Linked DNA regions of Mus musculus: region 2 is linked to region 1. A link is a contact called in ENCODE Hi-C or POLR2A ChIA-PET data. All regions are on one chromosome and are shown on one strand. The core of a region is the stretch at or near the end of the contact, and the rest is flanking DNA. Distances in the headings are between cores, read along the strand shown. Region 1 holds the start of Kdsr (3-ketodihydrosphingosine reductase). Region 2 holds the start of Bcl2 (B cell leukemia/lymphoma 2).

Region 1 (6,251 bases), core at 1,341-3,840:
GTACACCACAGTACCTTACTGGGACACAATATCACAAGGTGTTCTTTGGTGAGATTTACTCTACAGATAGCCAAATATAGAGAAATAGCGTTAAAAGCCTCTGGCTTCCCTGTGGACCCTTCAAGTATTAGAGGTTTGTTTTACTGAAGTGAGCTTTGCCCAAAGGCTAGATGTTATCTACTTATCAGAATTCATTCTTATCCAAGAAGTAAGTTCTTTCTTTGTTTTTGGGAGGCTTAATAGGGATATCTTTGTTTAAGGGAGGCTGGCCAAACAGGACTTTAGGGTGGGGCTGATGATGCCTGCAAGATGAGCAAAGTTATTTAGGACTCCCACTATATTGACTTCTTTCAGTCAAGGCTATATACTTAGATCACAATCAAAATTCTGGACATGGAATGCAGGTGAGTTTCCTTGGCTGCAACACTAAGCACATTGCCATTTATCAGGCCTGCCAGAGCTCATGAGAGCTTCTCTCTGAAAAAGAACAGCAATTAAAAAAGAAAAAAGAAAGAAAAAAAAAGAGTCAAAAGACTGGGTCTCAATGCTAAATTCCAGCTCTATACAGTCCAGTTCATCATCACATGACCTGTCGGAATGATACCACTTTAGGCTCATAGATCCCCCTTGGACTCCACGTCTCAAAGAATGACACTTCAAGAGGGGCTTTAAAAGCAGCACACCAAGTCTATGGGAGGCTACAACAGTAGCTTTGTGTTTGAGCCCTCCCACCTGCCCTGGGCACTGTTTCTTGGTGTACTGATCTGTTTCCTTCCCTGTGATAAACATAATCAGGAGTGTGACAGCTTTTCTGGAGCACTACGAGTCCATCCAACAAACTTCCCTTCAACCAGAGGGGTTGGGAGCCCTTCAACTTCCACCTAGTTTTACAGGTCCTGGGAATTGTTCCCTCACATCTATGAACTAACACTGGGCACAGATCAATAAAAGAAAAAGATTAATTCCTTTTGCTGTTTGTAACCACAACTACATTTCTTTAAATAAAAAAAAAAAAAAGGAAAAATATTTACCAAAAAAACAAAACCCACTATGGAAAGGTTTTAATAATCCTGAGGAAAAGAGTTTTGGAGTAGAGGGTTTGAAAGTCTGGAGTTGACCTAGCTGAGTGAAAAGTTATGCTACTACTTAAGAAAATGGTCTGGCAGAGCCCTTCAAATGCTGTTGCAGAGTGGCTTGAGGGCCAGCGATGAGAGAGCCAAAGCATGCACACTCAAAAGCTTATATGTGAAAGTACATAGATTTGGGATTTAATACCTTACTGTGACACAATAGCACAGGTTGTTCTTTGTTACGATTATAATACAATATGGATAGCCAGCTATATTGAGAAATAGAGTTTAAAATCTCTGGCTACCCAGTGAACCCTCCAAGTGTTGGAGGTTTGTTTTGCTCAAATGAGCTTTGGCCAAAGGCTAGATGTTAGCTTTATATCATCCTAATCCAGAAAGTAAGTTCTTTCTTTGCTTTGGGGAGGTTTAATAGGAATGGCTTTGTTTAAAGGAGGCTGGCCATACATGACCTTACCAAAAATGTATTCAGTGAGTGTGATGGTGAACGCCAAGACATACTAGTAGAGGTCAGAGGACAACCTACCTTGTGGGGCCAGAGGGATCTAGCACAGGACTTAAAGCTTTCTAGCAAAAGACCTTCCTTCCTTTTGGATCCAGTAGCTTTTTTTTTCTTTTGTTATTGTTTTGATCAAAAAGTGATGAGTGAAAAAATAATCTAGCCTACACTAGGATATTATCAACAATAAAAAGAAATTAAATACTGATAGGTACAGTATGGAAGAATCTTAGTATGCTAAGTCAAAGAAGCTAGGCACTGCAGAGGGCATATTATTAGAACTCCACTTGTATGAATAGACAAGTCCAGAGAGCTTTGTGATTGCCTATAACTGCACCATTTAAGAGAAAATGAGCTGGGCGTTGTGGTGCACGCGTTTAATCCCAGCACTCGGGAGGCAGAGGCAGGTGGATTTCTGAGTTCGTGGCCAGCCTGGTCTACAAAGTGAGTTCCAGGACAGCCAGGGCTATACAGAGAGAGAGAGAGAGAAACTGAACTGTGACTGTTAATGACTATAGGGTTGCTGTGTAGGGCGACAAAAGACTGTGGCGATAGTTTAGACACTAAACTAAAACTATTTTAAGTCGGTGGACCAGATGTTGGAATTAAATCTCTACAACGGTGGCTCCCCGCGCCTCCGCGTTTGCATCTGCTTTGGTTACAGGATGTATGTACAGTTTTCAGCGAAATTCAATTATCAGAAATCCAAGTCAACGCTCAAAGCGAAAGGGAGCGGTGACCATTTTCTGAGTGAGCCATAAATACACGAACTGGAATCTGTGATTTCAAAGAAGAATACCAGGACTTAGGCACAGAACAAAATCCGTGGATCCAAAAGCCACCGTTTGCAAGCCTCCCACGACGTTGGCGGGCGGGCCAACGGGGAGGCCAAGTACCCGGAGCCTACGCACGCACAGCCTGCGCAGCCGCAGCCTGAAGCTGAAGGGGGCGCGGGCCCAGGAGCTAGTCCGACAGCGGAGACCGCCCCGCCCAGGCTCCTCCTCTTCCCTTCGCCGCCGTCCCGCCCTCGCTCGCAAACCCAAACACTCCCGGCTGCTGGTGCATGTGATCTCCCAGTAGTCGCTCGGCAGAGATGTTGCTGTTGGCCGCTGCCGGCCTCGTGGCCTTCGTGCTGCTCCTCTACATGGTGTCGCCGCTCATCAGTCCCAAGCCCCTCGCGCTGCCCGGCGCGCACGTAGTGGTGAGTGGCCTCCTGTTGCTGAGCTTGCCCAGGACTGCTTGGCCGGCTTGGGCCAACGAGACCACGGTCCCGGAAAGGAACGGTTGAGTGGGGCGGGTTACCTACTGCCTTAGCCCCGGCATTGCCCTGCCCTGTCGGACCTCAGGAACCCGCCCTCCAAGGCGCCGGGCTACAGGGCAGTGTCGTGGAGAAGGCGCCAGCCTAGTTTCCAGGACTCAGGGGCTCTGCTGCTCGCTGATCCCCGGAGCATCCCTGTCTGCCACTGTTTGGATCTTCAGTTTCCCCAATGAGTCAACAGAGAGACTGAGAAACTTTGCCAAGGACACGGCAGTCGGTGACTAGCAGGATAAGGGCGCAAACCCGGATGGGAGTAGCCACAGCCAGGGAATCCTAAGGAGCCCACAGCAAGGAGGGGGTCTGGGCCTCTGGGGCTGGCCCAGGCAGCTGAGACTGTAGGGTGTCGTGTGCAAGTGACAAAGAGCCCCCAGAGGCTTCTAGGAAGTGATACACCTGAGGGGTGGCCTGGCAGGTTTGGCCAGCAGGCTTGTCTCTGAACTCAGCCAGGGTCTGCTGAGTACTGCTCAAGTGCAGTCCTTTCTGGCGTCAGAAGGAAGAGCTAACCAGCTTGATTAGAAGCTTAAGATGGAAGGAGATATGAGTGGTTTGGTTTGTTAAAGTCCGGAAGCTCGCACGTTCCTATGTGCAGGCTTGGCTATGCCTCCACCCCGCCCCCACAGCTCAGAGCCTCAACTCTGGCATTTCTCCTCGGTGTCCTATATAGACCCAAAACCCGAGGCACAGTGAGGCGAGGAGTTGCGAATAAGGACAGCTAGTATCCAAACCGGCAGCACGAATCTCCTTGGTGCCCTTAGGTGACTTACATGAGTGCATCCAAGTAAGTCCCCACTGCGTTGTTACAGGATAGAGTGGTTATCTTAGTATGATTTATCCCAAACAAGAATTTCTGGATGACAACATGTGTTTCCATTAATTTGTCTTTTGTAAAATTACTGATTTATTCCCAGCTGCTGCTATGCATGATGTGGAAAGAGTTATTAGAAAAAGCCAAAGTTTACAATCATGCCAAGTTGCTAAAGTTTTACATCCACAAAATCGTGACTAAAGCAGTTGAACTTGCCGGCTGAGGAAATGGCTCAGTTGGTAAAGTGCTTGCCGTGCATCATGCCCTGAGTTAGGGTCCCTAGCACCCACATGCTCACTGGGCCTATGCCTCTAACTTCAGCACTGGGGCCACAACCTGTGGATCCCTGGAGCTCACTGGATAGTTTGCCTAGACGCACGAATGATCTTCAGGTTCAGGGAGAAGCCTTGTCGCAAAAATTAAGGTGCAGGGTGACTGAAATGCCAGACACTGCCAGCCTCTGCACAGGTGCACCTACATACACAACGCTGAATCAACTTGTGCTTGTATAGCTCAGCTGTGGGGCAAGGGAGGAGAGCCAAAGTCAGAATGAAAACTAATTCGACAACTACAAGGTACTCACAACTACCCTTGGTACTTGTTCTTGTGTCCCCAGTCCCCGGCTCTTTCACAGAGGAGGTTAGGGCTGTTTCAATAGACGCATTCTTTTTCCCAACATATTTTTATTGATTCTTTGGGAACTTTACATAATGCACTCCAAAACACTCACTTCCCAGCCCTCCCAGGATCCTGCTTTAATACAATAAAAAATAATTACCGCTATGCATGTATGTATGTTTACTGGTATAAACAACATAGCATGGCTTATTCATATGGTGTCCCTATCTGCCTTTTTTAATATCTGAAGAGTAAAATGTGATTTAGTTGTGATCTGGGATCAGGAGAGTGAGCCAAGCTCTTTGTTTTTAGAGCAGTTCACATACGCTGGTGCTGTGGTGTCTGATCACAGCAGCAAAGCTTTGCTGGTCTTCTCATCCAGTAGATGATTGTTCAGTGTCCCTCCTTCTGGATGACTGAGAGTAGTGCTCCTAGCAGCAGGAAAGTTGCTGGTGCCCTTAGTAGGGCCTGTATGCTGCGCTTAAAGAGACAGTATCGTTTAAATGGTATTTGTAGTGATCAGTAACAAGGAGTGGTCAAGGAAGGGAAAGTAAATGGTTATCTTCGGGGCCCTCTGTTTAGATATAGTATACATTTAACGTTTTCTCGGCCATTGTGAAAAACCCACGCCAGTTCTTAGAGCATCCAGAAGAACATATTCCAGAATTAGCCTAACTGTATTCTTATATGCCACTCAAGACTTAGCTGCGTTGGCTAGATCCCTTTGAATGCACCTTGATCTGAAAACCAGGTCTCACTCCCAATGTGAGAAAGTGACACTGTTTGCTTTCCTGAAACCCGCCCTGGCTTTTGTTCACATAATACATCAGAGCATAAAAGATGTCTCAGTAACCTCATTCCTAACTCCATCAGCTTTCTGAACAATAAATAGGGAGACTTTTATTTGTGAGCTTTGACGTTTTGTTTTGTTTTGGTTTTTTGTTTTCATGGAAATGACATAGGAGAACATTCTGCAAACTGAGGAAAGTATTTATTGAGTGCCTGCTTGTGCAGGGGCCTGGCATGGTCTGTGATGAGTGAGACAGGCTGGCTTGGTATTGGTCCATAGGAGCCATGAGTTCAGCCAGGGAGCCAAGATATATCCAAAGTGAGTGCAGACTACATGGTGACCAGCCAGGAGGACTGACTGACTGATGTGTTCAGGAAAGGTTCCCATAGGGCGTGGGGGAACTGTGTGGGGGGATGTGTGATCCGGGGAAGATAAACAGCTTAAGGCAGCATTATAAAGCATGTGAGGAAATGTTTTAGAGGCTCTGACAAGTACTATGAGGAGTAAAAGTTCATAAACCAGAACAGCCCGTAAGATAGCCTGATATCAGAAGCCACGGAGATAACACTCAGCCAAGGCAACGTGTATCCTTCTATAGTCATCCTCAGCAGACATTTGGTTAATGATCTCCCAAGCAAACCTCTCCATTAGATCCAAGGTGAGACTACAGGGAAGTGACATATTCTCAAGAACACAGAGAGACACATCTATGCTTGGAGGGTTTCATGGCAATACGAACATTACAGTGTGGGAGATGTTCTTTCTGCATGGCTTTAGAGTAGCAAAATATTCAAAGTAATCCAAATGTCTGACTGGAAAGGAGCTAGGTTTTGACAGGAGAGATTTTTGTTTTGCTTTTGATACAGGGTCTTACCGTATAGCCATGCTGGCTTGGAATTTACTGTGTGGGCCAGAATGGCTTGGATTCGGACAGATAGCCTGCCTCTGCCTCCTGAGTTCTAATATTAAGGTGTATGCCATCACTACTATGCCTGGCCTGGATGGAGCTCTTTAAATACAGTATTGTGAAGCCTTGTAGTTTTCAACGTTGAAAGGATATTCTTTCTTTCTCTCTCTCACGTTTTTACATAGACTTAGACTTACATAGATGTGCTGGAAGGAAATGAGATTCG
Region 2 (6,251 bases), core at 1,911-4,410, 45 kb after region 1:
GCACCAACCAGCAGGTGGCGGACCTCACAAGGAAAGCTTTCTGTTCAGCAGAGGATGAAGGGCCTTTCAGACCCTTGTTATGTCGGCTTTCTCTGTGGCTGGCCCTTTTCCCTTCTGGCTGGATGCTACCCACCAGAGGCACCAAAGGCTGGCCCCTGGACTCGGTAGAGGTAGAAGCCACCTTGGGAAGTGAAAGGCCACCGTACATTGGTCCAGAAGTTATTTGTCCCCAAGCCAAGTTGGTCAGGGCCAAGATGCCACAGAAGGGTCTGGGAAGACCCTTAAGGAAAAATGAGGGAGCATTTCTGTGTCTGGAAGTAGGGAATGCTTCCATCCTGGCTGTTCCTATTGCAGAAGGACACCGTGACTCCTGCCCACCCCATTCCTGCCCTCTTGTTTCTCCAGCCCAGTGCAGGGCATTAAACATGCAAAGTCTTTGGATTCCTCTGAAGTAATGTGGGAGGTTAAGACATGGTCCTAGGAGGATCCCTGAGCGGTCTTTTTACCATCAGTGCTAGTTCCATTTCTGTGAACACATACCTCAGTGCCTCCCCCCAGTGCAGGCCACCTCTCCAGCACTCTCAGTGCCATCAGAGAGCTGTGAAGGAGAGGTTCCCTTCATCCCTTTAGTAACAGACTCCTAGGAAGGCACCCATTCTCACAGGACAGAGAGTGGTCTCATGGCTAACAGGGTGAGAAGAAGTAAAAAAGCAAAAAAAAAAGTACTGTGTGTGTGTGTGTGTGTGTGTGTGTGTGTGTGTGCGCGCGCGCGCGCGTGCATGTGTGCATATATATTAATAGATGCTTTTTGTAGCTCAGTTGTACAATACTTGCCTAGTGTGCATAAAGCCCTAATTTCAATCCCGGACACCACACAAATGGGTCATTATGCATGCCTATGATCCTGGCACTCTGGAAATAGAGGCTGGAAAATCATTACATTTATCCTTTGTTACACAGCAAATTGAAGGCCACCCTGGGCTACATGAGACCCTGCCTCAAATAAATAAAGGTGGAAGGGGAGAATGGCTCCACGGTGCTGTCCAATGACAATCCATGCCATGGCATGTACTCCACCAACCCACACCATGTACACACAAAATACACCCTTTTAAACTTGGAATGAGGTAAAGATAGTGACTGAATGTGCTGTTCCCACAGTAATCCAGCAAGCCTGTGGGACTTGTCCACCCTGCACATGTGCTCTGTTCTTAAGCCCGATGTGGCAACCTGCTAGCCTGTGAACGAACAGCTTACTTATTTACTTATTAATTTAATGTATGTGAGTACACTGTCACTGTCTTCAGACACACCAGAAGAGGGCATCAGATCCCATTACAGATGGCTGTGAGCCACTATGTGGTTGCTGACACTTGAACTCAGGACCTTCGGAAGAACAGTCGGTGTTCTTAACCGCTGAGCCATCTCACCAACCACGAGTTTTCATTAGTATTTTAATTTGTAATTAATATCCTGGAGACTGTTGGGAGTTGCCACTCTTCACCCAAGGGTAGCATATTGGTACTACTCACTACTTAGGAGTCAATATATGTCTCAGTAATCTCTCTGGCTGCTGAGAGCTGATAACATAGTTATCACATAGCACAGTTTTTCTTGGTGTTTTATGTATCTATCTCTCAGCTTGATTGTTTCTGTCTGGGTTCATACAAGTGACAGTGGCACTGTGTGTCTGTGGGTACATAGACACATTATCTGTATGGCTGCATCTTCTGAAGCCGTCTCAGGTTGCATGCTGGTCAGAGCTGAGGATATCCAAAACCGTACCTATGCCGTGTTAGGGTCATGGCCTTGAAAGGTGGCAGGTATCACTCCCTGAGGTCCAGCCCCAGCCCAGTGCTGGGAGCGTTAGGAGCAGAGGAAAAACTGTCCCTGAAACTCAAACTTCTGCTGTTCTCTTCTCCTCTCTTCACTGGCCCACTGCGAGTTAGGTCTGGCCTTGGTCACCAAGTTGGGTATGCCTGGATAGAGGCTAAAAGCGCCTGGGTGCTCATGTGGTATCTGCTTGGACACCTCCAAAGTAACTCCGCATACCACTTTGACTATTCTTTAACAAGCCAAGAGCATCAGCGACTGCCATCAGTCTGCCACTGTCTGACTAAGAAGAGATGAGGAAAGACCAGCCTCTGAGGCACATCCCTTGCTGGTTGTGGACATCACATCATGCTCTTCAGAGCAGAGGAGTACTCAGACCTGTTCTAAGTTACACAGCTTGTGGTGTCTGGACAAAAGGGCCTAGAAACAAGCATGCTAACGTTGTTATTCTAAGTATTTTCATTTGTAATTAATATCCTGGAGACTGTGTTGGGAGTTGCCTCTCTTCACCCAAGGGTAGCATATTGGTACTACTCACTACTTAGGAGTCAATATATGTCTCGGTAATCTCTCTGGCTGCTGAGAGCTGATAACATAGTGTTTGGGGGTTCACATGGTTAGCTGAGGGTCTGTTTGATTTTATACACTATATGTGGTTGTATACACTACACTGTTTAAAGGGTCCACATGATTGTAGATACACTGCACTACACACACACACACACACAGAGCGACTGTGTACACACTTTATGTGTGGTTAGAAAGGGTCCATTGGATTGTGCACATTCCATGCACGCGGTTAGAAAGGGTCCATGTGACCTGCACATGCTACATAGAAAAAGTCCATGCGGTCGTGCACACTGTACACGTTGAAAAAGATCCATGCAATTGTGCCCATCCTGTTAGAAAAGATCCAGGTGCCTCGCCACAGCCTGGCCCTGGCTATAGGCACGTCCAGCCAGCAGCCAGCCCCGCAGGCCCGAGGAGGCCCCTCACACGCCCACTGAGCCACTGCCGCCCGGGAGGCCCGCGCCACCCACGGTCCGGGGCCCAGCGTAGCCCGCGGGTGGCCGCCACCCAGGCCAGCGGCCGCGGCCGGGCGCGCGCTCCCCGGGGCGGCCGCGGCGCCTTTAACCCGGGCGGCTGGCGGGCGGCGGGAGGAGGCGGCGGGCGGGCGCTCAGAGGAGGGCTTTCTTTCTTCTTTTTTTTGAATGAACGGTGACGTACGTACAGGAAACCAGGCGCTCCGGCGGAGAATGAAGTAAGAGGCCGGGCCCCCCGCCCCGCGCCCGCCCCCTTCCTCCCCGGCCCGTCCTCCCGCCCCGCGTCCGGGTCCCCGCCGAGCCGCCGCCGCCAACACCGAGGTGCCCAGGCCCTCCCCAGCCGCAGCCGTCACCGTGGAACGGGCTGCGCGGCGCAAGCACGAGGAGGCGGCCGCCAGCGCCGCCCGCAGCGGAGGAGGAGAAAGGGTGCGCAGCCCGGAGGCGGGGTGCGCCGGTGGGGTGCAGCGGAAGAGGGGACCAGGGGGGGACTTCGTAGCAGTCATCCTTTTTAGGAAAAAGAGGGGGGGCAAACCCTCCCCCACCACCTCCTTCTCCCGCAGCGCACCACACACAGTGCGCGGGCTGCTCCTTGGGCACCCGCGGCCCCAGCGCGTCCGTGCCTGCATTTAGCAAGCTGCTTTTTTTCCCGTTTCGGAAAGCGCGTTGGCCCTTCGGAGTTTAATCAGAAGAGGATTCCGGTCCCGGTCCCCCAGCTCCTCCATCGTCCCCTTGGCGTGTCTCTCTGCCCTGGAGGTCTGAAGCGGTCCGGTGGATACGGATCCATGCCTGCGCTCCAGCGTGTGTGTGCAAGTGTAAATTGCCGAGAAGAAGGGAGAATCACAGGACTTCTGCAAATGCTGGACTGAAAAATTGTAATTCATCTGCCGCCGCCGCCGCTGCCTTTTTGCCCCGCTGCGGTGCTCTTGAGATCTCTGGTTGGGATTCCTACGGATTGACATTCTCAGTGAAGCCGGAGTGTGAGGACCCAATCTGGAAACCCTCCTGATTTTTCCTCCACCTAGCCCCCAGACCCCAACTCCCGATTCATTGCAAGTTGTAAAGAAGCTTATACAAGGAGACTTCTGAAGATCGATGGTGTGGTTGCCTTATGTATTTGTTTGGGTTTTACCAAAAAAGGGTAAACTTGACAGAAGATCATGCCGTCCTTAGAAAATACAGTAAGTTCTTTGCACAGGAATTTTGTTTAATATAACTTTCCATGGACGCGTTTGAAATATTTTTTTACTTCAAGTGCATTCAAGCAAATTTCATTTCCAGACAGTTTAATGCATTTTTAAACGTGTAACTTGTAGCGGATATACCTTTCTTACCCTAAATATATAAAGGAAAACACACCTGATTTTAACTTCCTAGGTCGTCCCGCCTCTTCACCTTTCAGCATTGCGGAGGAAGTAGACTGATATTAACAAAGCTTAATAAATAATGTACCTCATGAAATAAAAAGCAGAAAGGAATTTGAATAAAAATTTCCTGCATCTCATGCCAACGGGGAAACACCAGAATCAAGTGTTCGGTGTAACTAAAGACACCCCTTCATCCAAGAATGCAAAGCACATCCAATAAAAGAGCTGGATTATAACTATTCTTTTTTTTTTTTTTTTCTTTCGGGGCCGTGGGGCGGGAGTCGGGACTTGAAGTGCCATTGGTACCTGCAGCTTCTTTTCGGGGAAGGATGGCGCAAGCCGGGAGAACAGGGTATGATAACCGGGAGATCGTGATGAAGTACATACATTATAAGCTGTCACAGAGGGGCTACGAGTGGGATGCTGGAGATGCGGACGCGGCGCCCCTGGGGGCTGCCCCCACCCCTGGCATCTTCTCCTTCCAGCCTGAGAGCAACCCAATGCCCGCTGTGCACCGGGACATGGCTGCCAGGACGTCTCCTCTCAGGCCCCTCGTTGCCACCGCTGGGCCTGCGCTCAGCCCTGTGCCACCTGTGGTCCATCTGACCCTCCGCCGGGCTGGGGATGACTTCTCTCGTCGCTACCGTCGTGACTTCGCAGAGATGTCCAGTCAGCTGCACCTGACGCCCTTCACCGCGAGGGGACGCTTTGCCACGGTGGTGGAGGAACTCTTCAGGGATGGGGTGAACTGGGGGAGGATTGTGGCCTTCTTTGAGTTCGGTGGGGTCATGTGTGTGGAGAGCGTCAACAGGGAGATGTCACCCCTGGTGGACAACATCGCCCTGTGGATGACTGAGTACCTGAACCGGCATCTGCACACCTGGATCCAGGATAACGGAGGCTGGGTAGGTGCATGTCTGGTTGAATGAGTCTGGGCTTTGATCTCAAGGCCAAGATGCGCAGGTTGGGGTGTGAGTGGATTCTGGGTCAAAATGGGCCATTGAGCAGATGAAATAAAGTCGAGTTTGTAGCTTTGCTCCCCTGACCTCTCACTCTCTTCCTCTGGGTACATCACACCCTGCCAACACTGTGTTAACTCCTGCCCGCTGGCTGTGAGGGAGCAAGAATCCAGCATTTTTGATCCAGTAGGATCTGGAGATAATAGCATCCCTCCAGTAACTCTCAGAGTTAGTTCGTCTGAGTAGCTTGCTGCAGATGTTCTGGGTCCTGTGTAAGCACCAGACCTCCAACACTCCCTCTTGACCTATGCATCTTTAGCTCCTCTGGTGGACTAACAAACTTTAAAAGGTCCATCTAGACATGCAGGCTCCACCAGAGGACGCAGGCAAACCTTTTCTAACTCACTTGGGAACATTTTCCCAAAGAAAAACAACACGGCTCCTTTTCCTGGAAATCATAGCTAAGCTTGTAAAAAAAAAAAAAAAAAAAAAAAAAAAAAGGTAAGCTTAGGTAGGTATTCGTGGATGTTTGTGGAATCCAGTCTGTCTATGCCATAGTCCCCAGTGGGCATGGTGGGTGTGCACCCTAAACATGTCCGTCAACGAATATGCGATGATTTAGAAGTCTGCATCCACTGTATGTCTTACTTTTCTCTACCTGCATTCTACATAGTTTTGCGATCTCTACTGCTGAATGGACTTGCATCTAGGGTGCCTATGAAAGGGGTAATGGAGTCCACTTAGCTGTGGCGTCTCCAGCCCTGACAAGTTAAAATGATTCGTATCCACAACACTGGTGAGCATCTATGGGGTGATAGTTTTCTGGGATCTTGGGAGGTTCAGCTTCCATATTTTACCGTGTGATTTAAGCTTTTCTCTGGTTCTTTAAGGGCAGAGAGCAGACTTAAGACTTGCTATAGCTAAAACAATTAAGTTATGTGAAAGCAATCATTATTGTCTGACATTTTTTAAAAGACCTTGTTTTAATGAAAAGGGTTTTCATTTTAGTCCTGCCTTGGTAGTATAAAGAGAACGAATATATATGTGAGTGT

What was found. Hi-C counts contacts between places; a loop is a spot of excess contacts on that map. ChIA-PET counts read pairs that join two places held with the same protein, here RNA polymerase II (POLR2A).
Region 2: a loop to region 1 is called in a map of heart, with 9 times the contacts of the local background. The contact joins the promoter of Bcl2 here to the promoter of Kdsr in region 1. A Hi-C loop is called at or near these places in 4 of 37 maps with a recorded cell type or tissue (heart and left cerebral cortex). POLR2A ChIA-PET finds 5 or more read pairs at or near these places in 3 of 5 experiments (Patski and embryonic stem cell).

The regions. Positions count from the first base shown.
Region 1 is chr1:106,756,081-106,762,331 of GRCm38, reverse strand. It overlaps Kdsr (3-ketodihydrosphingosine reductase), which reads left to right and starts at 2,590. Exons shown (of 10, transcript NM_027534.2): 1 at 2,590-2,788. The coding sequence starts at 2,681.
Region 2 is chr1:106,711,199-106,717,449 of GRCm38, reverse strand. Bcl2 (B cell leukemia/lymphoma 2) reads left to right here and starts at 3,160. Exons shown (of 2, transcript NM_009741.5): 1 at 3,160-5,145. The coding sequence starts at 4,570.